Regions from separate parts of the Homo sapiens genome. Here regions 2 and 3 are each linked to region 1. Evidence: chromatin loops called from intact Hi-C (ENCODE). Cell type or tissue: heart left ventricle. All regions are shown on one strand.

Region 1 (8,000 bases):
GAATCACCCATGTTGTTGGCCGGGCACGGTGATTCACGCCTGTAATCCCAGCACTTTGGGAGGCTGAGGCGGGTGGATCACCTGAGGTCAGGAGTTCTAGACCAGCCTGGCCAACATGGTGAAACCCTGTCTCTACTAAAAATACAAAAATTAGCCGGGCATGGTGGCGGGCACCTGTAATCCCAGGTACTCGGGGTGACCAAGGCAGGAGAATCGCTTGAATCTGGGAGGCGGAGTTTGCAGTGAGCCGAGATCGCTCCATTGCACTCCAGCCTGGGGGACAAGAGCGAGACTTCGTCTCAAAAAAAAAAGAAAAAAAAAAGAGTCACCCATGTTGTTGTGTGCACAACATTCCTTTCTTTTTCTTTTTCTTTGTGTGTGTGTGTGTGTGTGTGTGTGTGTGTGTGTGTGTGTTAGGGGGGCGGTTTGGAGTCTTGCTCTGTGGCCCAGCCTGGAGTGCAGTGGCGCAGTCTCAGCTAACTGCAACCTCTGCCTCCCAGGTTCCAGCAATTCTCCTGCCTCAGCCCCTCCTAGAAGCTGGGATTACAGGCATGGGCTACCACACCCAGCTGATTTTTGTATTTTTGTATTTTTAGTAGAGACGGGGTTTCACCATGTTGGCCAGGCTGGTCTCAAACTCCTGGCCTCAGGTGATCCGCCTGCCTCAGCCTCTCAAAGTGCTGGGATTACAGGCGTGAGCCACTGCGCCCAGCCCTTTTTTTTTTTCTCCTGAGACAGGGTCTCACTCTTGTTGCCCAGGCTGGGTGAGCTGAGATTGCATCACTCCAGCCTCGACCTCCTGGGCTCAAGTGATCCTCCTGCCTCAGCCTCCCGAGTAGCTGGGATTACAGGCCTGCGTCACCACACCTGGCTTTTCTTTTTTTTTTTTTTGTAGAGATGGGATTTCTTCATGCTGCTCAGGCTGGTCTCCAGCTCCTGGGCTCAGATGATCTGCCCACCTCGGCCTCCCAAAGTGCTGAAATTACAGGCGTGTAATCTCATCATGCCCGGCCAGTGCATTCCTTTTTACTCCTGAGTAATATTTCTTGGAGTGTCTGTACTACAAATTATTTATTCATTCAGCTGTTGGTGGACATTTGGGTCGCTTCCACTCGGGTGCTATTACAAACAAAGCAATTATGAGCAGTCAGGTTCAAATCTTTGTATAGACAGATGTTTTTGTTTTTCTTGAGTAAATACCTAGGAGTAGAATGGCTGGGTCAGATGACAGGTGTATGTTTAAAATTTTATGAAACTCCAAACTATTTTCCAAAGGAAGGGGGTCATACCATTTTATATTTCTACCAACAATGAATGAGGAACTCAGCCCTCCTAGGGCCCAGTCTGGCGACTGTGACCGTATTCCAGAGGCTTTATAATCCTGTTTTTTTCCTGTGAGCAAAAAAGTTATAAAGGAATGAGATCTAGAAAAGATAGTTCTAGTTGAACCAAAATCTTTTATCCAGGGTGAGGGCATACAAACTGCAAGGGGCCTGGGTGGGGGAGGCAGAGAAGCGCCCGCCTCTTCCGACCTCTCAGGTGCGTGTGAGCCGATGCTCCGCTAGGGGGCGCGGGAGAGCAGGCCGCCCCCCGCGTGACTCTCAGAGCCCGAGGGCTCCCTCCAGGTCCGCTGCCTTCTGCCCACAGGAAGGAGTCACTTTCCCAACTGGCGGGGAGCGGGGGAGTCACTTTCCCAACTGGCGCGGGCGGGTTGGGAGGGGCCGCTGAGCCGCATCTGCCACAGTCACGAAGCTTTCTTAGCACCTCCTGGAGTTCAAGGAAAATCCAGAAGCAGCTCTTTCCTTGAAGGAAGACGTTCACAGCATCGCACCCACGAAGAGGGTGCGGCTTCCCCCTCTCACCCTTCTGGGTCTCGGCCGATCGCCTGGCAGTTGGGCTCGTGGCCCATCCTGCAGGAGGGCGCAGGCATGCATAGCGCCTGCGGAGGAGCGCTGCTCCTACGCCCCAGGCACGGCCCCCGCAGGCCGGGCAGTGACCCCGGTGGCCCGGCCCTTAGGGCGTGCGAGTTGACCGTGCCCCTTCTCCAGGACGCGCGGCCGGCGGCTGGGTTTTCGAACGCGCGGCTGTGAACGGCTCCTTGGCGAGGAGGCACAGCCTCCGCAGGCCGGAAGCCACGCGCCCACCAAAGGCACGAGGAGCAGGGCGGAGAGTACTGCGGGTCAGACGAGCGAGGCCCTCGGGGAGGCGCCCAGAGGAGCGGGGCAGCGCGGCCGCAGCGCGGGTCGGGTCCGCGGACGCTGTTCAGGCCCCACTGTGGGGCTGCTGCCCCTGGGCTGCCCTCCGGCTCGGTGGAGCGCGGGAGTGGGGGTGGGGGCGCCTCTGCTGCTTCCACCCCAGAAACCCGGGTCAGCGTTGGGAGCTGCACTGGGCGGCAGCGGAGAACATTAGAAGGGACAGTGTTTGGGTTAAAATCTAACCCTCGGTCGGGCGTGGTGGCTGAAGCCTATCCAACCACTTTGGGAGGCCGAAGCGGGAGGATCACGAGGTCAAGAAATCGAGACCAGCCCGGCCAACATGGTGAAACCTCATCTCTATTAAAAATACAAAAATTAGCCAGGCGTGGTGGTGAGCGCCTGTAGTCCCAGCTACTCGGGAGGCTGAGGCAGGAGACCCGCTTGAACCCAGGAGGTGGAGGTTGCAGTGAGCCAAGATCGAGCCACTGCACTCCAGCCTGGCGACAGAGCGAGACTCTGTCAAAAAAAAAAAAAAAAATCTATCCCTCATGATCTTGCTTTCTGTGCGTGTGTCTTTGCGTCAGGGGCAGGGAAAGCCTGTAGAGCACACATTGCCTAGTGAGGTCTTTACAACACAGGCTTTAATTATTTTCCTCCTTTCGCAGCTGAGAACAGAGAATTTAAGCAACTTGCCCAGAGTTCCAGAGCCAGACCTTAAAGGTAGGGCTTGTGACTCCGCATTAGGAACGTTCTCCTCCCCTGGATGGACCCGATGCCCCCGCACTAATAATCTTGAGCCGGAATTCAGCAACGCAGTGGTGACATTCAACCTTCCGCCTCACGGAGGCGGTGCCGGCGGGGCAGGGGATGGCCGCCAGGGGGCAGTGTGGCTCCGTGCCTCCGCGCCCGCTCCCGGACCCGCGCCCTGCCCCCACCGGCGCTGAGCCCGCCGGCGCTGAGCCCTCCAGCCCTGCTCCGCGTTCTTAGCAGCGTCGCCAGGCGTGGAAGAGGTTGGACTCAGGGCTACGTCTTCCAGTAGTTAAAAAACGGGGGGCCGAGGCCCCCACAGTTAAAGTGGGCGAGAGAGCAGCTTCCAGCATCTATGGCGATGATGGCCTTTTTTTGCCCAGATGCAACCAGGTCTGCCAGTCGGCCAGCTCGCACGGAGGGGCCCACCTCCAGCCCTGGCCTCAAGAGGGACCAGGCACAAACCTTACCTTGACAATGTTTCCAGCAACACTTCGCTGGGACAACTAGTCAGTGTGGTCAACCAGGCTAGGACAACTAGTCAGTGTGGTCACCCTTGTGGCCGTTCTTACGGGGAATTTGGTTATTATGGGGAACTTGGTGAGACTTGGGTGTAAGCCAGTAGTTGCATTAGTTGTTTTTGTAGCTTATCTTGTTTTAGTAGCAGTGATAGTGAGATTTTGCTTGTTTTTTTTTTTTTTTTTTTTTTTTCTTCTGGACTGATCCAAACGGAATGCTGAAGTTCTGTCTCCATCCGGAAGACCTGGGCTGTGGCCTCCCGGCGTCTCTGGGCAGGGGCATCTGCAGGTCCCCACTCTGGTGGGCACCCTGCTGCGAGTCTGCTCATACCCAGGGTGGATGCACCAGCTGCAGCTTTCAGCTGAAAAGAAACACGCTCTGCTCTGGCTTATGTCTGGCTGAGCTCTGGAAGGGCGGGCCCCTCTCAGCGAGCTGGGGGGCCCGCGTAGACGAAGATGACCCGCAGGCCTTATCAGCACTTATCTTTCAGTAAAGCCTGAGAGGCCAGCTTTGTGTCTGGGACCCTGGGAGCTCAGGAGGGCAGCTCGGCTTTTGTTCCTTGTTCTTCTCCAGCTGTTGGGAACTTTGCTGACAGCAAGAATCTACTCCATGGATTCACAGCACAGGCTATGACCAGAGACATATTTTTGTCCTAAAACATTTTTTTTTCTGATTATAAAGTTAATGGCCATTTTTCTTTTCTAACTTTTTATTTTGAAATAATTTGAAGCTTCTAAAAGCAGTTTAAAAATTATGCAAAGAGTTCACATGCACCCTTCACCCACATTGATGCCCTATAAATGCCTTGGTTTATATTTCCCCTCAAAATAACCACAGGCTTGTGACTGAATCAGGAAATTAACATTGATATAGTTGTGTTATCCTCCACAGACCCTCATCATATTTCCCCGAGGCCCATGAATGGGCCTTTGCTGAATCACACCTTGGGTTAGTTATTGCGTCTCTTTAGTCTCCTCTAATCTGGAACACTTTCTCAGATTTTCTTCATTTTTTCATGACTTGGACAATTTTTGAGCATATGGACCAGTTATCTTGTAGGAAGTCCCTGAACTTGGGCTTGTCTGACGTTCCCTCAGGATCAGACTGTTCGGAATCCCAGGGGCGGTGCTGGGTTCTTCCTGGTGCACCCCCCACCCCTGCCTCTGCCAGGGAGCAGCCGTTCCTGGAGATGTCACCTTTATCACTTGGTTAGGTGATGTCTGCTGTGTTCTCCACTGTAAAGTGATTATACCTTGTGGGGGGATACTTGCAGACTTTGTGATTATCTTATTTCTGAAACATTTTAGAGAATTTGAAAAGTATAGTCAAGAAGGGCAAAGAATCCCTCCTGGCTCCCCGCCTGCAGATAAGCACTGTCTCCATGCTGACTCCGTGCTCTTCTTCTTTTCCCTGGAGTCTCTGCTCTCTTTGGGATCCTCTAACCCTGCTGGAAGGACGTGTTCCTGTGGCTGATAAGCCTCACGCGACCTCTCCCATCCCCTGTCCCATTCCTCTGGGGGTGCTGTGGAGATTCTGTCTGAAACAGAGGTGTGATTCTAATAGAATTTTTAGGTCTAGCCCAGGGAGGAGGGAGAAGTTTTAAGTGGAGCCTTTTAGCTCCTCCAGAATTCAACATCCTGGGGCCTCCTTCCAGGAGGACAAGGGGAAAATTAAGGCAGCCACCCAGAAGGTCCGGGCTCTAGTCACTTGGGAACTAAGGAAGGGTCTGGGGTTGACCTTGTGCTCACAAAGGCCACCAGGGAGCTCAGTGCCTCCTGCCCATCCTCCTGGACAAGCCTGAGAGGAAGGAGGGAAGGTAAGTGCTAAGGAGCCCCATCCCATGGGAACTCAGGGAAACTCGCCTCTCAGAATTATCTAACCCAAGAGGCAAGGGAGCTGGGGTATGTATACACCAAGTCTTAAGAGTAGTTGATTCAGGGCTGCTAGTGGAGGTGCTCAGTGTGTGTCAGTTCCTCAGGCCTTCCTGCCACCTGCAGGCATATGGTGAGAGTGACCTCTGAGGTTCTGGGGGAAAGCTCTCAGGCCAGAGGTGCAGAAATGGCCGAGGGAACCCAGAGTTCTGGGGTACAGGTGGGACACTGAACATAGTCCATGGACCCTAACTCAAGTGCTGGTGACCCAAGTGCTGTACGAGTGAAAGCAATGGAGGACTTATGAGCTGGATCTCATGGGGTCATGGAGATGGTTACTGAAGTCGAAAATGGTTATTTACAAGAGTCTCAAGATCTTGAAGCAGGTGATAACAGCAGGTGAAGCAGATGAAAATGGTTTTTAATCACCATTAGCCAAACTGGCCAGATGAGCAGGAAATGCTTTCCTGTGGATGGAATGGACTGCAGACGGATTAATTTTGAGGGCACCCTCCAGATCCTGTCTGGAGAATAGGCTGAGTGGGCTCTGTAACACATGGAGGTGAGCTGGTTATCCAGAGCATAGTGGAAGGGTCATGGCAGCGGGGAAGGTACAGAGTGCAGTCAGCTTCTTTCATGAGGCAGAGGAGGGTGAAAACAGCCGCGGAAAGAGAAGCAGAAGATCAACCACACTGCATCCTCTGCTTTTCCAGGAACTTTAAATTCCAGGGAATTATGCCATCTGTCAGTCGGAGGTGTGAGCCTGCACACTGGTGACAATCCCCTCTTCTAATGCTGTTCTCCTTTTGGCTAAAATGTTCTTAGATCTCAGCGTGGTCAGATACGGTCCACAGGGCTCCCCTGTAATAAAGTCCATACGCTTCAAACTAAAGCCTGGTACCCTGACTTGGTTTCTGCCGCTTCCCACTCATGATGCCTTTTTCCTTGTGTGCTTTATTTTTCACAGGGTCACTCCCTAGCCTTAGAAGGTTATTTGTGGGGTCTCTCTGAGGCTTGGAGTGAGGGGGTGTTCTTGGAGAACATCTGCACTTACCTCTGCCCCGGGAGGCCACTATCCACCTGCAGTGCTTTTAACGAAATTCACAGCTTGATGTTTCGTATGTTTGGCTGCTAACACAGAGAGGGCTGCTATGCGGGTGCAGCTTTTGCCTCCCCCTGCTCTGCTCAGCACTGTAGCTTCTCTTTGCAGTGCCTTGGGGAAGGGGTGGGGCAGCCTTGTGGGTCACACTATTCTATTAGGTTTCCCACCTTGGGTGGTCCCGAAGTATTGAAGTATTGTCTTCTTCCCCAGTGCTCTGGGAAGCTGTAAAAACCAGAGCTCAAATGTGCTGACTTCAGCAAATGCCTTCAGGGCTAAAGAGCTACAAATCACAGCTATCTCTTTGGGGGTCTGGCTTCATGTAGGTTTGGCCTGATAATGATCAGTTTTTGGTGCAGGTAAACTTTTTCTTCCTTAGCATTTTTGGTGGTTTTCAGTGGGAAGGTTGGTTTAAGCACTAGACAGCCATGGTACTGAAAGTTCCAGCAACTCCTCCCTGAGCCCTCCATGCCCATCCCCTCTTACCCCAGGCTCATGCACTCTGCCAGTCATGTGGGCATTGGCGATGAGGCAGACTATGTTGCCGTAAGTGGTTTTGCCTTCCACTCTCCATCTCGTTGCTTCTCATGGCCACCATGGATCCCTAAGTGCCCAGCGGTTTGGGGTGAGCCATGAGCTGCTGGCGTTTTGTATGGTGGTTGTAGTGGGAAAAACAAGAGCTTTCTTTTATTTCTAACCCCTACCCTGAGATGTTTGAAGTGGTGGTTTGAGAACAGAGGATCGTCTGCTCTAGGGATTTTAGGCAAAGCTCAAGAAAGACAATGTTCTTTTCCTAGGGCAGGAACCAGATGCTAAACAAAGGACTTTGTACCCCACAGTTTTAAACAGAGATCCTATGAAGCATCTTCCTTTCAGTCCAGCTTGAAACCAAATTTAAAGGACATGTTCAGCCCATCCTTCAAAAGGATTTCCTTTATCAGTACTGTTATGTGCCTGTCACTCATTCCTAGAGCCACTGGACTATGAGGAGTCCTTTAGAGCAGTGGTCCCCAACCTTTTTGGCAACAGGGACTGGTTTTGTGGAAAAAGGCGGGGCAGGGGTGGGGGGAGAAGGGGGAGAATGGTTTGGGGATGCAACTGTCCCACTTCAGATCATCAGGCATTAGATTCTCTTATGGAGTGTGCAACCTACATCCCTCACATGCACAGTTCACAAGAGGGTTCATGCCCTTATTCATGAGAATCTAATGCCGCTGCTGATCTGACAGGAGGCTGAACTCAGGTGGGGATGCTCATTCGCCCACCACTCACCTCCTGCTTTGTGGCCTGATTCCTAACAGGCCATGGACTGGTACCCGTCTTCGCCCTGGGGTTTGGGGACCCCTGATTTAGAGCGTGTATGTGCTCACTCTTATCATCGTCCATGGTTAGACAAATTCTTTAGATTGTGTGGATGCTGAGCAAGATTTAGGACTGAGAAATGTCTTCCCACTTAACTGATTGATTTTTGAAAAATTCATCTCACTTCTCTTTAAACTGAGAGTAGTCATGCTTACCTCACTGCATTGTTGTAGGCATTTAATGTGATAGAGAATGCGAAAGGGCTTT
Region 2 (8,000 bases), 1.1 Mb after region 1:
AATCAATTAAAAACATTCAAAAAATAAACTTGTAGCTCTTCACTAGAGGAAAGATGAAATAAGAGACACAAAACCCCAGAAAAATGGTTAAAGCAGCAGAACCAGCTAAGACTTCTGTAAGTTTTCTTTTGGTGTGAGGCCACCTGCCTTCACCCTCCCCTGCGCGGTGGCGCCTGGCTCCCTTCCCGCTCAGGACTGTGCAGCTGGGGACTCCAGCCCACGTGGACATCCACCTCCTGGCCCAGTGTCTGGCACCCTGGGCTCTCAGTGGCCCTCGCCACCACTGACTCGCCAGTCATATTCCTTTGTGGGAGGCAGCTCTGTGGGATTGGAGCACATTTTGTAAGGACAGGAATAAAGACCAAGGCACCCTGAAAAAATGATTCAGAAACCTGCAGGTGCCATGGTCCCGCAGCCTCTGTCTTCCAGGAGCTCCAGTGAACTCTGCCCTTTTTCCCTTTAGCTTTCGTAATCTGCAGGGATGTGGCACAGAGATTGCCTTCCACTTCTTCCTGCTTCCTGCAAGTGGAGAAAGTGAGTTCCAAGAGCCACAGTGAACGGTCCGGTCTTTAGTTAGTGGCCGGGACACTGGGAAGGAGGGAGTGTTCACCCTCGCCCTTGAGCTGAGACTGAGGAAGTCCCTGAGGTTGGCTGTGCCCACTTTTCCTGAGCTCATAGAACCCCTACCTCCTAGAGGCCTTCAACTTGTTTAGTTCAGTTGGGACTTCTGTGTTCTTTCTTTCTCTTTCTAGTTGGAGACTGTCTAAGGGAATCCTAATGGAATCAGTTGCCTTCCTCCGCGATCCCGTTTCTCCCCTTGTTTCATGGCCCCTTTCACCCTTCCCCTTGGCCTCCCAGGGCGATGTGCATAGGGTTGCAGGTGCTGACAGCCACGCTGCTCTCACCTGTACCTCAGGCTGCACACACGGATCCCACCTGACTTGAAAGTTTACCACGATAGAAGAGAAAGGAAGACGTGTATATTAAGACTGAGAGAGCCCAAACAGATTTCTTAAGGATAATTACTACCTAACCTTACCATCCGGAAGAGTCATATATTAAGGCAAGAAATAGGAATGCACCTTATTTTAAAATGGTTGCAGTACAATTCAAAATAAATCATGACTTTCAGAAGCCCTCTGACAGCCCATTCCTGGTGATTCAAGGTCATAAATTACCTTTATTGTCTGCTAAATCTATTACTAACTTACATGTGCATACTAGGATTTCAGTTTCTCTGGTCCCTTTTCAGTGGCAAAATGATAGTAACTGGGCTATATGCTTGCTTCCAGGGTGCTTATGACATTTTCCTTAAGTCTTCTCCCTATTGAAAAATTCTAGTCCCATTGCCTTTTTTCCAGCCTTTCCTTAATCCTTGGATTCTTCCCTGAACCTTCTCCATGTCCTTTTTGCCTGTGGCCCTCATGCCTGAGCAGCACTGTGGTGAGCACAGCAGATGCAAGACAGAGAACGCAGGCCGTCCCATTGCACATAACTGTATAATGCTCAGTCTCCAGTTTGTAGTTTACAGTAATCTCCCACGAGTCACACAGCTTTGAAGTCAGTTGACTTACAAAAGCTTTTATCGGGATCATGTGTGCAGAAATTCAGAGCTTCCATTATGGCTAAAGGGGGATTCTAGAGGGTGTTATTTGGTTTAATTTATTGTGGCATTGGCAGGATGTGACCTCTCTGTGCCTCATGGTTCAAGGACGTAATTACAATACAGACGATGGCTGGAAGCCCCTGATTGGTGTGGGCTGTTCTCCTCAGCATCCTGGGCCTGCAGTGCCAGAAAGCCAGGCAGGCCGCAATAGGCCTGTGACGTGGCTAAGTGATTGCAGGGGTAACCTGAAGAGCCTGCTTCCTAATTGCATCATCTGATTCATTTATCGCAGTGCAGTATCTTGGTGCAGTGACAGGACTGTACAGAAGTATCAGAGAGATCTCTAAGACTCAGATAGCACGAGACTGCTGCGCTGTGCTCCAGAGGAAACCTGATGCCTATTACATTAGAGTTGGATTCTGAGAGTAATTAAAGTGTGATGGTCTACATAACTTGTGTTTTATATAGAGCACTGTTAATTATATTTCTCTCTCTTGGGACTATGCAGAATGAGTCCTGGAAATTCTATAGTTACCAAAATGTAACAAAAACAAAAGATAAAAGTGTGGTACAGGTTGTACAAAGTGAAATGACCTTCCCAAATGTTCTTTGGCCTCTTGGACTCGCAGGTCTGATATTTTCCATTAAGACCATGAATAATGAGGGATTAGTCTCTTATTACCTGAGTTCCAAATGACTATGTATGTATTTAACATCTAAAATAAAAGAAAAGTTTTCAAAACCCGTTCACTTTTGAGGCTTCCCCTTTGGCTTCCGTGCGGTGGACTGGACTGCTGTCGAGTCATGCTGTCTGCCACGGTTGGTAGCTCCTACATCAAGTGAGGTATTAGCCCTAGATTGTCATTTACTGTACAGACTGAAACTTTTCAAAAGCAGATGGTCTTGTGTTTTCCTTGACAGCATGGGCACGGGAAGACCATAATCCATAGCTTCAGACCTGACCTTAAAAACCGATGTCACCGACAGCAGTGAAAGCCACTTGTTAATTATGCAGCCTTCTTGGCATTGTTCGGTTTCCCAAGGCTGGCCCCAAATTAGAAGGATGTTATGTTTTCCAGTTACAATTTTGTTTGTGGAGCCCAGAAAGCTATTCTTTGGATTCCACATTGGAATGAAAAGTGTCTGCAGGGTGTCAGGGTGGCACTGTGCTTGGCTGGCAAGCTGCATGCCAGGGCCGGAAGGTACCCGATTCTCATGCCCTCCCATTTGCTGGCAGAGCCCGCCCGCAGCTGGGTCCAGAGGAGCTAGCCTCACCTTCCCAGGCAGACTTGTCCCCAAAAGAAAGGAGCAGAGGAGGCGCCCAGGAGGCAGAGTTGTTTCTGCTAAGATTTGATATCAGAATATGCTTCATTTTCTCTCCTACCTAAAAATCTTTATGGCTTAATTCAAAAGATTACTTTATCTAATAAGAACTTAAGAATAAAAAGCATCTAGATACCTCAGTATCCTCCTCAATATGGGATAGGTTGTGTTTTTTTCCCTCATTCTCCAGGTAGCAATTGTAGCACTTCAGAAAGAAAAAGAAACTTCCTTTACACAGACTCCCAGTATGCAGCTCCTCCTTGGTAAAATATTGTGCTGAAGAGTTCACTCTACATCCTGGGTGATATTGTCAGTTTGCTGTGCTTAAGTAGCTTTTCACTAACATGCCAGGGTTTTCTTTTCCTGCTTTTTCAGTCTTTTCGGCACTTCCTTTTGAGCTCTTTAATGTGGTGCATGTAATTGAACAAGAGCTGAAGTAGATAATTTAGCAGTAGTCCAGTAGTGCTGGCTGATGTGTATGGCTAAAAGCTGGGAGGTTCTGCATCTTGGACTGGAGTTGCACTTTCCAGAATTAGCCTCAGGGGGGCACCAGATCCTCCAGCATAGTCTCTGTGAAGAAAGAGGCCCACGTTGCGAGTTTCCTTGCAATGGAATTGCAGTTGGGGATGCAGACCTTGTGGCCAGAGATGAAGGGAGAGAGGGAAAAACCCAAAAACAAAGCAGGGGTGGACGTAGGGGTCATTGCCACTCAGGCTGAGCTGTGAAGCAGCAGGGGGCTGAGGAGCTTTCTTCCAGCTTGGGCTACCCGGGCTAATTGGATAGAGGCCACTGGGCAAGGCTAGAAGGACTTCAGGCAGGGGAGGGGGTGCTGGGGATCCTCTGTGTCCAAACACAGAGAAGAGCACATGTAAATTTAAGACGCAAAAGTACATTTGGTACTTGTTAAGTTCTTAAGCCCAGGAATGACAGATTTATCACTAATTAAACAATAATTGCATTATGGAGTACTGAAAAAATTGTTTGTGTATAAACAACATCTGGTAAAGATTAAAAAGAAAGAATAATTTTTCCGAGCTCAAATTTGTTAAAAGGAACCTGAATGTTTTAAAACAAAATAGATCTGAAAATGTAAAAGGGATATTTAGAGTCTTATGTTTAGTATTTTGAAAATAGAAAAGAAGCAAATGGCATAATAAAAAATACATATTTATAAAGGTGCCTCATTGTACATGATAGATGTGAAGGTTTTGTATAAATAGGTTTTTCTCAAGCCAAATCATTTTTCACTTCAATAGAGGAGTTCACTGGTGAAATGACTCTTATGGAGAATCTTCTTTTTAAGAAGAAAGGTATTTTGTAGTGAATATGCACATATTAACAACAAGGGCTTCCCACTGTGGAGAGAACAGTGGCTCGGAAACAGCTACACGGTGGGACGGGATTGTCCGGCTGCTGGGTAAACTGGAGGGGAAGCTGCCCATCAGCTGATTCTTTAAATGACCCATTTCCTAAGTAAATATTTAAGCTACATGCAAGTACATGAAAATACCAGGAAAGAATCTATTCCAGGCTTAATGAACTTCAGCTTCTCTGTCATCTGCTATTTCCTTCTTTATTTTTAAGGCGAATATATCTATGAAAGGTGATAGATGGAAAGCACTTGATAATTTTTTCTGTTCCTTCACTGCCTTTTTATTTTTTCTAAAAGGGATTTGCTTTTGTCTGTGAGTTACCTTAAATCATAGTATAATTTCCCTTTTTGGTTTGTTTTCTGTCCCTCTCCTTTTCCCTATTCTCTCTCTCTCTCTCTCTCTCTCACACACACACACACACAGAATCAGCAAATGACAGAAAGAAATGCTTCTTCCTGAGAATTCTGTTCTTCTTGTTCTCAGGCCTCTTTCAAGTGGCAAGTGGCTTGTAATAATCATTGGTGAGTTGGTATGAAAATAACAGCTTAAGTAAACATCAAGGACCGGGCACAAGAGCCTGTGTAATTTGCACAGTTCATGGTGCAGAGTGACAAGTTGGCCTCTCCCTTGCCTCTCTTCCAAAACAGGCACTGAGACCATGGTTATTGTGTGTTGATTCCATGTTGACTTTGTCTTCCCTTGTGTTTTGAGGGATGAAGATGGGCTTTCTTTCTAGGTGGAGGGGAGATAAACAATGCAATTCTGGGTAGCCATGAGGGGAGATCAGAGGGAAAGCTCTTGTTAGCCCAAGGGGATGCACACCCAGCAGAACAATCGGGTCTATACAAGAGGGAGGGCAGAACCCAGAGCTCTCCATCTTCGCTCCCTAGTCATCCTGGGCATTCAGTGAAAAGCCTGAGGGGGGAGATAAGGAGGGAAGGACAAGACTCATGTTATTGAAGACCTCCTGCTGACATAGCTCCCCTCGAGTTGAAATGATCTGCCTGTGGAAATTGTTAGGCCAGATGGAGAAGAGAGAGCTTGAGAAGGAACAGATTTTGGTAGGATGGAGAAAAACAAACAGATGGAAACCACAAAAGGTTTATTTTATTTCCCCGCTTTTATAGAAAAGATAATGGCCGCAGTCATGGGGCTTCAGAGCCCTGGCTTGCAGCGTGACCTCTGGTGTGTTACCGGAGTGCCCCACCTTACAAATAAAACAGGATCAGAGGTTAGATGCCTGCGTCATCACTCATGAAGATGCTACAGAGATTTAGGGGGGAAGATACGGCTTCCAAAGAAGCGTGTATTAAAACCTTAATTCTATTTGGAAGATTATCTTGATAAGAAAAGCAGCTTAAGATTGCTTTTGTGATTTGATGTCGCTGGGACATATGCCTGACCTGTAGTACTCTAGTCCTCATGAGGGGACTCACTGACCCTGAAATTATGTGCTCAAAAAGTATAAAGAGTGTCATTTTAAAAGCCATCGGTGAGGGGTGCAGATGAGAAGGAGCAGTTCACAGCTGTAGGGGTAGCAAGGGAGACTGGTTTTCTTTTTTTTCAGTGAGGTCAGGAGATCGAGACCATCCTGGCCAACACGGTGAAACCCCATCTCTACTAAAAATACAAAAATTAGCCAGGTGTGGTGGCACGTGCCTGTAATCCCAGCTACTCAGGAGGCTAAGGCAGGAGAATCTTTTGAACCCAGGAGTTGGAGGTTGCAGTGAGCCAAGATCACCACTGCACTCCAGCCTGGCAACAGAATGAGACCCTGTCTCAAAAAAAAAAAAAAGGAGACTGGTTTTCAAATCAAAATCTCTGCCGTTGCTGTTTCTGCAGGTTCCCCTGCCTCCTGGCCTCTTACCTGTTTTAAAAGCTAAAATGGGTTGTGGAAGCAGGCTGAGAGTAGCCAAGGGTCTGAAATATTTGGAAAGAAAGAAATCTAAGAGGAGAGTCCATCTGTATGGGGAAGAACAAGCAGATTCCACACAGCCAGCAGGCATTTAAAACATTGGATTGAGCGATTTTGCTAGAAAACAGCGCACAGAAGAGGAGCAGATCTAAGCTCTCACTCTCTTCTAACAAACTGAGTAAGAGCTGTCTTCCTTGCTCCCCCAGTGGTTTTCATAGTAGCCCTAATCTACATCTGATCATCATTTTCTTTGCTGTTTGGAAATCCCTATAATTAGTATTGAATGATTCTCTACTAGCATCAAACCTATAGAATGGCTCTGGGATAGTTTGACCATTTAGAAAAAAGAAATTTAATTTTACCATTTTCAAGTTTCATCTTACTTTCTATCAACGCATTTCCAAGCTCTTATCTGTCTGCCTGTGGGCACATAACAGTGCTATTTGATCTTAAACACTCTTATTCAATAGGCATGTTGTTGTACAAACTTTGAAAATTGCTCTGGCAAACTTAGATGAATCACATTTCTTCAAGACATACGGTTGCTTTTCCCTTGTTTTATTTTTTCATTATGAATACATAGAAACTTTTATATTTTCCGTGCTTATATCCGGTGACCTCTTAATAACTTTTATTATTTACAGTGAGACTGGGCATCAGGAGATTAACTGACATGCCTAAGTTCGAAGCCACGAAATAACCTGCCTCTCCTCTCTTGAACGGTGGTCCTGCCAAATTATTTTCTTGCATAGATAATGAATTTATCTGTAAGAATATCAAGTTGGTTCCTTTTAGATAAAAATGCACATCAGTGAAGGATGAGGGAGCATAGATTATTTAAAGAGTAGGACATTTTAACTTGCAAATTAGAAATCTTGAAATAATTAAAAGGAGATTTATCCTGTCCTGAAAAAGTGGCAGAGCTCCTGCCTGGAGCCCGGCGGGTCCAGCAGTGCTGACCAGTGGACGCTAGATGGCGCGGGCTCAATGTCATCGGGGAGGCCGCGAGGAGGCGCGGTCCTGCCTCAGTGTGATCCAGGGCACGGCCGGAGCAGAGCGCCTCCTTTTTTCTTGCCGACGGGGGCCTGTGAACAGTGTTTCCCAAAGCTAGTCATATCAAATGCACTCTGACTTGAATTTCCAATAGCGCCTGATCCACTAACATGTGAATGCTGCTGTGAAGCAGGGGTCCCCGCCCCCTGGGCGCACAGCGGAGAGGAGCCCCTAGCCTTCCCGCCCGCACCTGCCCCTGTCAGAGCCCCGCGCTTCGCTTCCCACGGAACCAGAGCCCCATCCTGACTGCGCATGCCTGGAATCGGGTTGTCCTCTGATGATCTGAGGAGCAACCGTTTCATCCCAAAACCATCTCCCCCTCCCGGTCTGTGGAAACATTGCCTTCCAAGAAACCGGTACCTGGTGCCGAGAAAGTTACGGACCCTGCTATAAAGGATCTGTTTTGGAACACAAATGGGCATTTTCATCTGGCATCATCTCATACTTTGAGCTCTGGCCAAAAAGATAGGGAACCAGGGACTGGGCCAGTGAAGCTCCCCCCAGCTCCCAGGGCTACCGGAGGCCAGCTTCTGCAGACTCAAATAATCAGAACCCATCACCGAAATATTCAAGGAGAAATTAGATAACTTTTATTCTTCTTCATGAACCCCCTTTTCATCTTAACGCAAGCTGTTAAGTGCATTAAGATGTGATGTGATTTAGTCCAGCGTGGTAGTGGTCACTGGTTTGCCAATAATAATTCTAAATTGTTATGTACCCATTACCGAAT
Region 3 (8,000 bases), 490 kb after region 1:
GCATGTGCCTGTAGTCCCAGCTACTCGGGAGGCTGAGGCCGAAGAATCGCTTGAATCTGGGAGGCAGAGGTTGCAGTAAGCCAAGATCACGTCACTGCACTCCAGCCTGGTGACAGAGCGAGACTCTGTCTCAAAAAAAAAAAAAAAAAAAAAAGTCCACATCCATATTCCTCACCGTCTCTTATGGCTAGATGTGACCAGGAAATGAAATGCTGGTCAATAACATGTGTCCTTCCTTGTCATTTTTTCTGCTGACTGGAATGGAGATAATGAGGAGGGCTGCAGCTTGGGTAGCCATGTTGGATCATGAGGTGGAAGTCATAGGCTTAGAAGGTAGCAATGAAAAGAAAGGAGCCTGGGTTCCTGGGGATACCAAAGAGCTTCCACACCAGGCTTGGAGTGTTACATTTTAGTCTCCTCTTCATGTGAGAGAAATAAACTTTCATCTTGTTTAAGCTACTTCTGTTGTCATTAACCTATCTTAAATGAATAGTTTCAGAAGCGATGACTGCACCACCATTTTGCAGGAGAGACAAATAGCTGAGCACATCCTACGTCTTCTCCAGTGTGAGCCGGGGAGGAGACAGGCGCACGGGCAAGGTTCTAGGTCATCAGTTTTTGTTCTTCCTCATGCCATGGATTTGGGATCTATACAACATCTTTTTAGTCTCACAAGAAATCTTTTGGCAAAGATTTCTTTTCTCTCCTTGAATTTTTTTTTTTTTTTTTTTTTTTTTTTTTTTTTTTTGAGATAGAGTCTCACTCTGTAGCCCACGCTGGAGTGCAGAGGTGCAATCTTGGCTCATTGCAACCTCCGACTCCCCAGTTAAAGCGGTTTTCCTGCCTCAGCTTCCCGAGTAGCTGAGATTACAGGTGTGCCACCACGCCCAGCTAATTTTTGTGTTTTTAGTAGAGACGGGGTTTCACCATGTTGGCCAGGCTGGTCTCAATCTCCTGACCTCGTGCTCCACCCGCCTCAGCCTCCCAAAGGGCTGGGATTACAGGCTGAGCCACTGCCGGCGACCTTTGCTTCTTAGCACAGCCTGCCTGGCAATGAGGGCACCAAAATCATAGAATCAATTTTTCAGAGTTCATGCGTTAAAATTCTTAGGTGATATTACATTTGAAGATGCTGTAAATATGGCTTCATTACTTTAACTTGCAAAGAGAACAAAGAGAACTTGCAAAAAAAATACCTCAGGCGAATGTGCCTTGCAGAGCATGTGCCTTAAAAACGTCCTAGACAAAGGTGTGTAAACAGTAACTGGCCTTATCCAATGCAGGATTCACAGCGGCTAGGAAATGAAGCTTTAAGGTCAATCGAAAGGAAACAGGAGATAGTGCCTTTACAGGTCATCACCTACAAGAAGAAACCCATAGAATACTACTTTTTTTTTTTTTTTTTAGAAAAAAATAATTTATGACACCAATAAAAATAGGACTTGTGTTTTAGAAAATTACATCATGGGTTGGTAAACTGTGATCTCAGTTTTGTAAATAAAGCTTTATTGAAGCACAGCCACACCCATAACCTTCCTGATTCTGTGTGTCTGGCTGCTTTGGGACTTGAACTCCAGCAGTTGCAACAGAGACCCTATTGAGTCCGCAGTTTCTTTCTTCCTGCTGTAGAGTTCGTAGTCTCACCAACTCCAAGAATGAAGCTGCAGACCTTCGCAGTGAGTGTTACATCTCTTAAAGATGGCACAGACCCAAAAAGTGAGCAGCAAGATTTTTTGTGAGGACTGAAAGAACAAACCTTCTACAAACGTTCCCACTACTGCAGCACGTTCCTGTTACTGGCTGGGGTGGCCAGCTTTCATTCCTTTATTTGGCCCTGCCCACATCCTGCTGATTGGCCCATTTTACAGAGTGCTGATTGGTCCATTTTGCAGAGTGCTGATTGGTCCATTTTACATAACACTGATTGGTCCATTTTACAGAGTGCTGATTGGTGCATTACAATCCTCCAGCTTGACACAGAGTGCTGATTGGTGCATTTACAATCCTCCAGCTTGACACAGAGTGCTGATTGGTGAGTTTACAATCCTCTAGCTAGACAGAAAAGTTCTCCAAGTCCCCTCTCCACCCAGGAAATCCAGCTGGCTTCACCTCTCACTATTGCCCTCAAAGGCAAATATTTCCTCTCTGGTACTTCACAGAAAAAGATTTCCGACCTCTAGCTTATGTGATGGGGAGGCGTCTTTCTCAGCTCCTGCATTATGGTCCTGATGACTAGAGAGCAGAATGTCCTCCCACACACCGCATTGCCCCTCAGCCCTCACCTGGGCGCCCAGCATTTCCAAGCGGGCCTGTGGGGCATTTGCTGCCTCTGGCCTCTGGCCGAACCTGGCTCCTCTTTCCCCCGGGGTCTGCGGAAGGGCGGTGCGGGCCTCCCACGCGCACCCCCACGGAGTCCGGAGAAGGTGGAGACCCCAGGGAGGCCCCTGGGGACTGTGCCGTCCGCAGCGGCTCCTCCCCTCCTTGCAGCCCGCGGGACCCGGGCGGTGGAGGGGCCGGCAGTGAGCTGTCTCCAGCCCTACGGGCTCCCGCGGGGTCCTCTTCGGGACTCCTCTCCGGCTCCCGGAGGGTCCGGGCTGGCTTGGGGCGGGGCGGGCCCCGGGCCAGCCTGCGGGCGTCCTCCTCCTCCGCGATCACACACACTGTCACCGCGGAGGCTTAATTTCCTTCTCACTGTGTCCAGCCCACACACCAATGCAAAGTAGTCAGAAGCGCCCTTCTCCCCTCCCACGCAAATGAAGTCCTGTCCTGAGGGACACCTCAACGTCTCCCTTGGCCGAAAACAAGAGGCAGCTGCCCGCCTTCCTTGGTGCCCTGCTCCTTCACCGCACACGGGGACCTCGCCCGCTCTCCACCAGTGGGTTTGTGGGTGGTGGGTCTCATTCTCCAGGCTGCTGGGCCGGCGTGACCTTCGCTGGTCGCTTTCACTCGGCCCAGGTCGTTCTGTACCTCCACGTCCAGGAAACGGTCAGCAAGGAGCCTTCCTAGGTGACCGAAGGCCACCTTCATGTACCCCCTCTTCTAACGCCCACTCTTGGGAAGGTTATCCTGTCCATTACCAGTCCCCTTGACTTAAGCAGATGGCCCTGGCAAAAAATATAGAAGCGGATTTATGGATCATTGGCATGTAAGGACCTGGGACGATGGCTGAGCATGCAGGAAAATAATAATAACAGCTAACGTTTGCTCAAGGTTTACAGTGTCAGGCTTGACATATATTCTGTCACTTGATGCATAAAACAACTTTATGGTTGTAGGACCTAGCATTTTCCACAATCATAGGGAAATTCTTCAGAGACAGAGAGATTAAACGATATTCCAGGGTTGACTCAAACTCAGGCAATCTGACCGCCAATCACAGTTTTAAGCACCTGTGCTGTGCCTATCTTAATAGAGTCCTGTCGCAGGCTGCCGCTGCTGACGCACAGTGGTGCAGTTTTCCCAGGCAAACCTCATGAGTGCCTTTCAAAAGCTTTCGGCTTACCAGTTCCACATCTTGGAAATTTTCCAACCCAAATAATGAAAGGTATGGGTAAAGATGTGTGTGTAAGAATGTTCATAAAGTTTTTTTTAGTAATGTGAAAAATTAGTAACAACCTGAATATCCAACAATAGGGGACTAAGTATACTGTGGAATGTATTTCTGATAGACTATCACAAAAGCATTAACAATTATTTGTAAAAAATACTGAAATGGGATATTGTTTATATTGCTAAATGAATGTATCAGGTTATATAACAGTATTCCATAATTATAGGAAAATGCACATATAAATACAAAAAAGACTGGAAGATCATCATCATACCGAAAAATTGTTAACTGTGAGTTTTCTCTGGGTAGTGATATTTGGGGACTAATTTTAAAAAATGATGTTCTATCTCTTCCAAGTTTTCTGAACTATAATTAGAAAAAAAATCAATAAAAATCTTTATACGTATAATTGAGATAGAGGTCCATTCTCACATCTCTCACACCAAAAAGGATTACTCTATCACTTACTTTCACTTCCATGTAACTTACAACAAAGTGTGGAAAATGAAAGTCTCTGGATTCTATGTGGGCAATTGTCTTTTTTCCTCAACTCTGAAAGCATAGAAATAGATCTCTCATTGGTTAAAATAACTTTATAGTTGGGGTTGAAGAATAAAATCAAATAGCCTCCACCACCAAAGACAAAATGTCACCCATCTACTCTGGCCTAGCTCAGCCAGAACTGCCATTACTCAAAACTAGCTTCATCTACTTACACAAAATGCAATATATGCAAAAAGAGAGAAGCACTTCAGAAGAAATGCCCCTGTTTCTCTAGTGTTTATTTCAACAATAAATATCAGTGCTACCAAGCTAGATCTCATGAGGAAAAGCTGTAAACACAAATGGTTGCAAAGGTGTCCTTTGAGAAGATTGAGAGCTCGGAGTAGAGCTGGCAGAAAAAGGAGGAGGAGGAGGAGGATGAGACCAGGAAGAGGAAAGAGAAGGGGGGTGGGGAGAAGTGGAGGATCTGAGGATATAGGGGCCCAGGCTGGATTCCTGCAAGGGAGCTGAACTGATCTTGAGACCTTCCAAAGCTCTAGCACCTCACCTCCTGCACCAACAGCAGCATCATGTGGGAGCTTGATAGAAATGTAGACTCTGAGGCCTCGCCCAAGACCTACTGGATCAGAATCTCCACAAAACCACCAGGTTATTCATATGCCCATTAAAGTTAGAGAGACACTAACCTTGTATTTTGTCCAAAGCCCATGGCTATTTTGGAATTATTTAGACAAGATTGAGACTGTCTCCCATCTCTCTTTAGTGACCCCTAGTGGTAAACCCAAAAGGAACAAGATCTATATTACAGGATGACTGAATTTTGGTCTCCAACCTAAACCAACAACTGTCCAACCTTCAGCCGGTTGACCTATCCAAGGTCCAAGCACTTGGAAGATTAGGATCCTAGTTGGCCATCCTGGTTTAGAAAATCTTATGTAGTCCAATCCAAGCTGGAGTGTTTTTCTGCATATTGCTGCTGTTGGAACTCAAAGACAATGTTCCTGAGTGAGATTATTCTCTGTGTCTGAAAAACACTGATCCAGGTAACTTGGGATCTCTTGATAGAAGACATATCAAGATGGGCTATTACTCATGTTACTAAGTATACCTCATGTGCTTCCTCTCGGACTAGCCCTCATTGAGAAAGCTTTAGCTAAAAAAAGAAAAAAAAAGTGATGTTTCCTTGTTGCAGGCTGCTCAGGGTTCAACTGGACTTTCAATTTATATTGGGGTTTGAGTTTTGTAAGAAAAGTGGAAAAATTCAGGGCATTGTAGAGGTGAAAGAACTACCCTAGACATCATTTAGAACACTACCCAAAGTGTGTTTCACCTGTAGAATATTACTAGAAGTTACAAATAAGGGTTCCAGAGTCAAACTAGTTTGAGAAACACTGGATTGAACAAAGTTGGAAAGTTTGTTTTTTTACTGCAGGACATCTCAGGACTTTTATTCAGGTGCCTTGTAAATTCCTCGAGTTATTCTCTCATAGAAAACACACACACTTTTTTTGGACTCCTGGGGAAATATGATCTACGGAGCCTCAGGGCTGTGAAATATCTCAGTATCTCACCCCCAGTCATTCTTAGAGCAGCACCCAAGCCCCCTGATCCTCCATCCGTTTCTCTGCGTGCTGTGTTATGCTGCACCGTAAAATTGATTCCCATTCTTTTCAACTCTGGTCTTATCCGTCAACCCATCCACCATTTTGTGCTCTATGGATAAATGTAGCAATGTGCAGGAGGAAAAGCAGGAATAAAAGAAGGGGAAGGATAAATTAGAGGAAAAAAGAAGAGAAGGTACAAGGAGAACTTTGCACTCATGTAGAAGTGGGAACTTGAAAATAAAACAACAAAATGGTGACCTGATTGTCTTCCATGCTTTCCTTATCAAGCAGAGAACTGGTGAATTGGTCACAGTGATCATTCACATCGGACCATTAATGCGCTGGCTCAAGTGGTCCAAATTACTACCCCATGTTGATGGACACATAACACCCATTCCTTCAATTAGTGGGCAGGTTACAGACAGCTTCCATATACATCCCCGCTGGGCTCTTCACGACTCTTGGCAGTGTGTCTTTAGTGGTGGGGTCTGTGCTCTTCAAAGGGAGTCCATCTACCATAAGCATTTTCCAGGGGAACGTTTGGTTATTGAAAACACCATGTTGTCTGGCATTTATGCCTTTTCCACCAAATGATTTTGGGTTTGCCCCACTGGGGGCTGGATTATTCCATTGTCAACCTATGTGGTTCTAGGTTCGAGTTGGCAAAAGTGACTCTGCATGATATTTAGGAGGCAGAAGAGAAACCACAGCCACTATGTCCTGAAGGTCATTGTTGAGTGTGGGGCCAGAAGTGCTAGAGAGTTCCAGTGTGTCCTCACCCCTTCCCACTCCATACCCAGCTGTCCTTCCAACCAGCAGCGCTGCTGCCCAATGGTAATGCCAGCCCCCCACCAGAGGCACTGCTGTGGCCTGACACAGGCAGTAGCTTCAAAGAGCCAATGACCTTTGGACTGATATCAACCCCTTGTCAACTTCTCAGTGCAGATGCTCCATGTGCTTCGATTCAAGACTTCCTGCAAACTCTGACTCAGTCACCAGCACCAGGGCTGCCTAATGACTTTTCTCCAAATATTAAACGCCCATTTTCAGGCGCTTGCTTCCTTCCCCATCTTTGCCCACAAGGTCTAATATCTATATTAAATGTTTAGTTCTAAAATATTCATAGTGAGTCTGCTTCTCTGAGCCCTGTCTGATACACCTATGAACTCTGGCTGTTATGTTCTTCTGCTCACAGTCTGGGGTTTCCTGTTGAGACATCCTAATATCGGATTCTGGTTGTACCTCACTCGGCTTTCCTTTGGGCAGATGGTGCCCAGAGTGAAAGAAGCGTTCACTGCTCTTTGAACTACTGCTCTTTTATCTTTATTTCCCTTTACTTTTGCTTTGATCCTCCTGTCCAGGAAGTGGCATCTTTAGACACCGCTTCCTGCCACAAGCCCAAGACTTACTCTATTTCTCACTCTCTCACCAGTGTTTGACAAAGGTTGCTAGTCATAAAGAAAGCAGGTCACTGAATGCTATATTTATACTACTACAGAATTTAAGGCAGTATGAAGAAGGCTTTGCTTTATGTGGCTGGAAACTTAAAGTCTGGGTTTGTAGTGGAAATAAAGATAAAAGAGCAGTAGTTCAAAGAGCAGTGATCTTTCTTGTTGGAGCCATGAGAACAATTAATTATAGGTTGTAGGTTAGCCTGGTTTGGGTGCTAATTTCTAGCTCATAGTCATATGTGAACGCTTCTTTTCAATCTCAGTACGGTGGCGGAATGCTAGTTTCTAAACATCCTTGGGATGATCATATGGTCATAAAATCCTTGGCAATAAATAAGTGCTCTGATCTTTTTAGAGTTAATGCACTGTATACAATGTGTTTTAAAGGAGGGGGGATATGGGATGTTTTATTAGTGCAATGTTTCTGGGCGTGTACTTTTGACTTTCTATTGGCAGTGCTGTAGGGGTAGAAGTTAACTGGTAAAAAACCAATAGCAACATAAAGTAATTCTTGTCAGAGAATCATGGAAATGATTCCAGCTCATTACAATGCAAACGGATTTGACCTGGTAGAGATTAAATTTATTTTCATCTAATAGAAAAGCTAACCCCCAAACATTACAGTTTATTACTGTCTAGAATGTTAATCAGTTTACATTTGTTGGCAAGTTTATTTCAGCATTCTTTTGACTGACCATATAAATCTGTTTCTTTCAATAATTTCAACTTTTATTTTAGATTCAGGGGTACACATGCAGGTTTGTTACATGGGTATATTGCATGACACTGAGGTTTGGGGTGTGAATGGTCCCATCACCCAGGTAGTGAGCATAGTACCCCATAGGCAGTTTTTCAGTCCTTGCCCCACTCCCTCTCTCCCGCCTCTAGTAG

Evidence for each region. Hi-C counts contacts between places; a loop is a spot of excess contacts. Peaks named below come from ENCODE experiments on the same cell type or tissue, not always from the same donor. Only the 100,000 strongest peaks of a DNase experiment are listed, where the experiment ranks them.
Region 2: a loop joins it to region 1, with 6 times the contacts of the local background. A loop is called at or near these places in 6 of 110 quality-filtered maps.
Region 3: a loop joins it to region 1, with 8 times the contacts of the local background. A loop is called at or near these places in 74 of 110 quality-filtered maps.

The regions. Positions count from the first base shown.
Region 1 is chr9:96,213,409-96,221,408 of GRCh38, reverse strand. No RefSeq gene overlaps it. Among named protein-coding and RNA genes, the nearest start is that of HSD17B3-AS1, 29 kb to the left of the region's middle. RefSeq lists a silencer at 2,961-3,170 and an enhancer at 3,181-3,400. In heart left ventricle, CTCF peaks have their summits at 1,557 (motif pointing right) and 3,060 (motif pointing right); DNase peaks (open chromatin) are centred at 1,611, 2,128, 3,078, 3,848 and 1 weaker place; H3K4me3 peaks cover 1,649 bases; H3K27ac peaks cover 283 bases; H3K27me3 peaks cover 2,466 bases.
Region 2 is chr9:95,127,007-95,135,006 of GRCh38, reverse strand. The region is part of intron 8 of FANCC (FA complementation group C); the gene reads left to right. It also overlaps a transcript of AOPEP not described here. Among named protein-coding and RNA genes, the nearest start is that of MIR3074, 45 kb to the right of the region's middle. RefSeq lists an enhancer at 2,324-2,826 and silencers at 3,346-3,640, 4,786-5,080. In heart left ventricle, CTCF peaks have their summits at 3,270, 3,472 (motif pointing right) and 7,195 (motif pointing right); DNase peaks (open chromatin) are centred at 2,835, 7,206 and 7,493; H3K4me3 peaks cover 659 bases.
Region 3 is chr9:95,723,779-95,731,778 of GRCh38, reverse strand. No RefSeq gene overlaps it. Among named protein-coding and RNA genes, the nearest start is that of ERCC6L2, 150 kb to the left of the region's middle. RefSeq lists an enhancer at 7,195-7,294. In heart left ventricle, a CTCF peak has its summit at 4,824 (motif pointing left); a DNase peak (open chromatin) is centred at 2,508.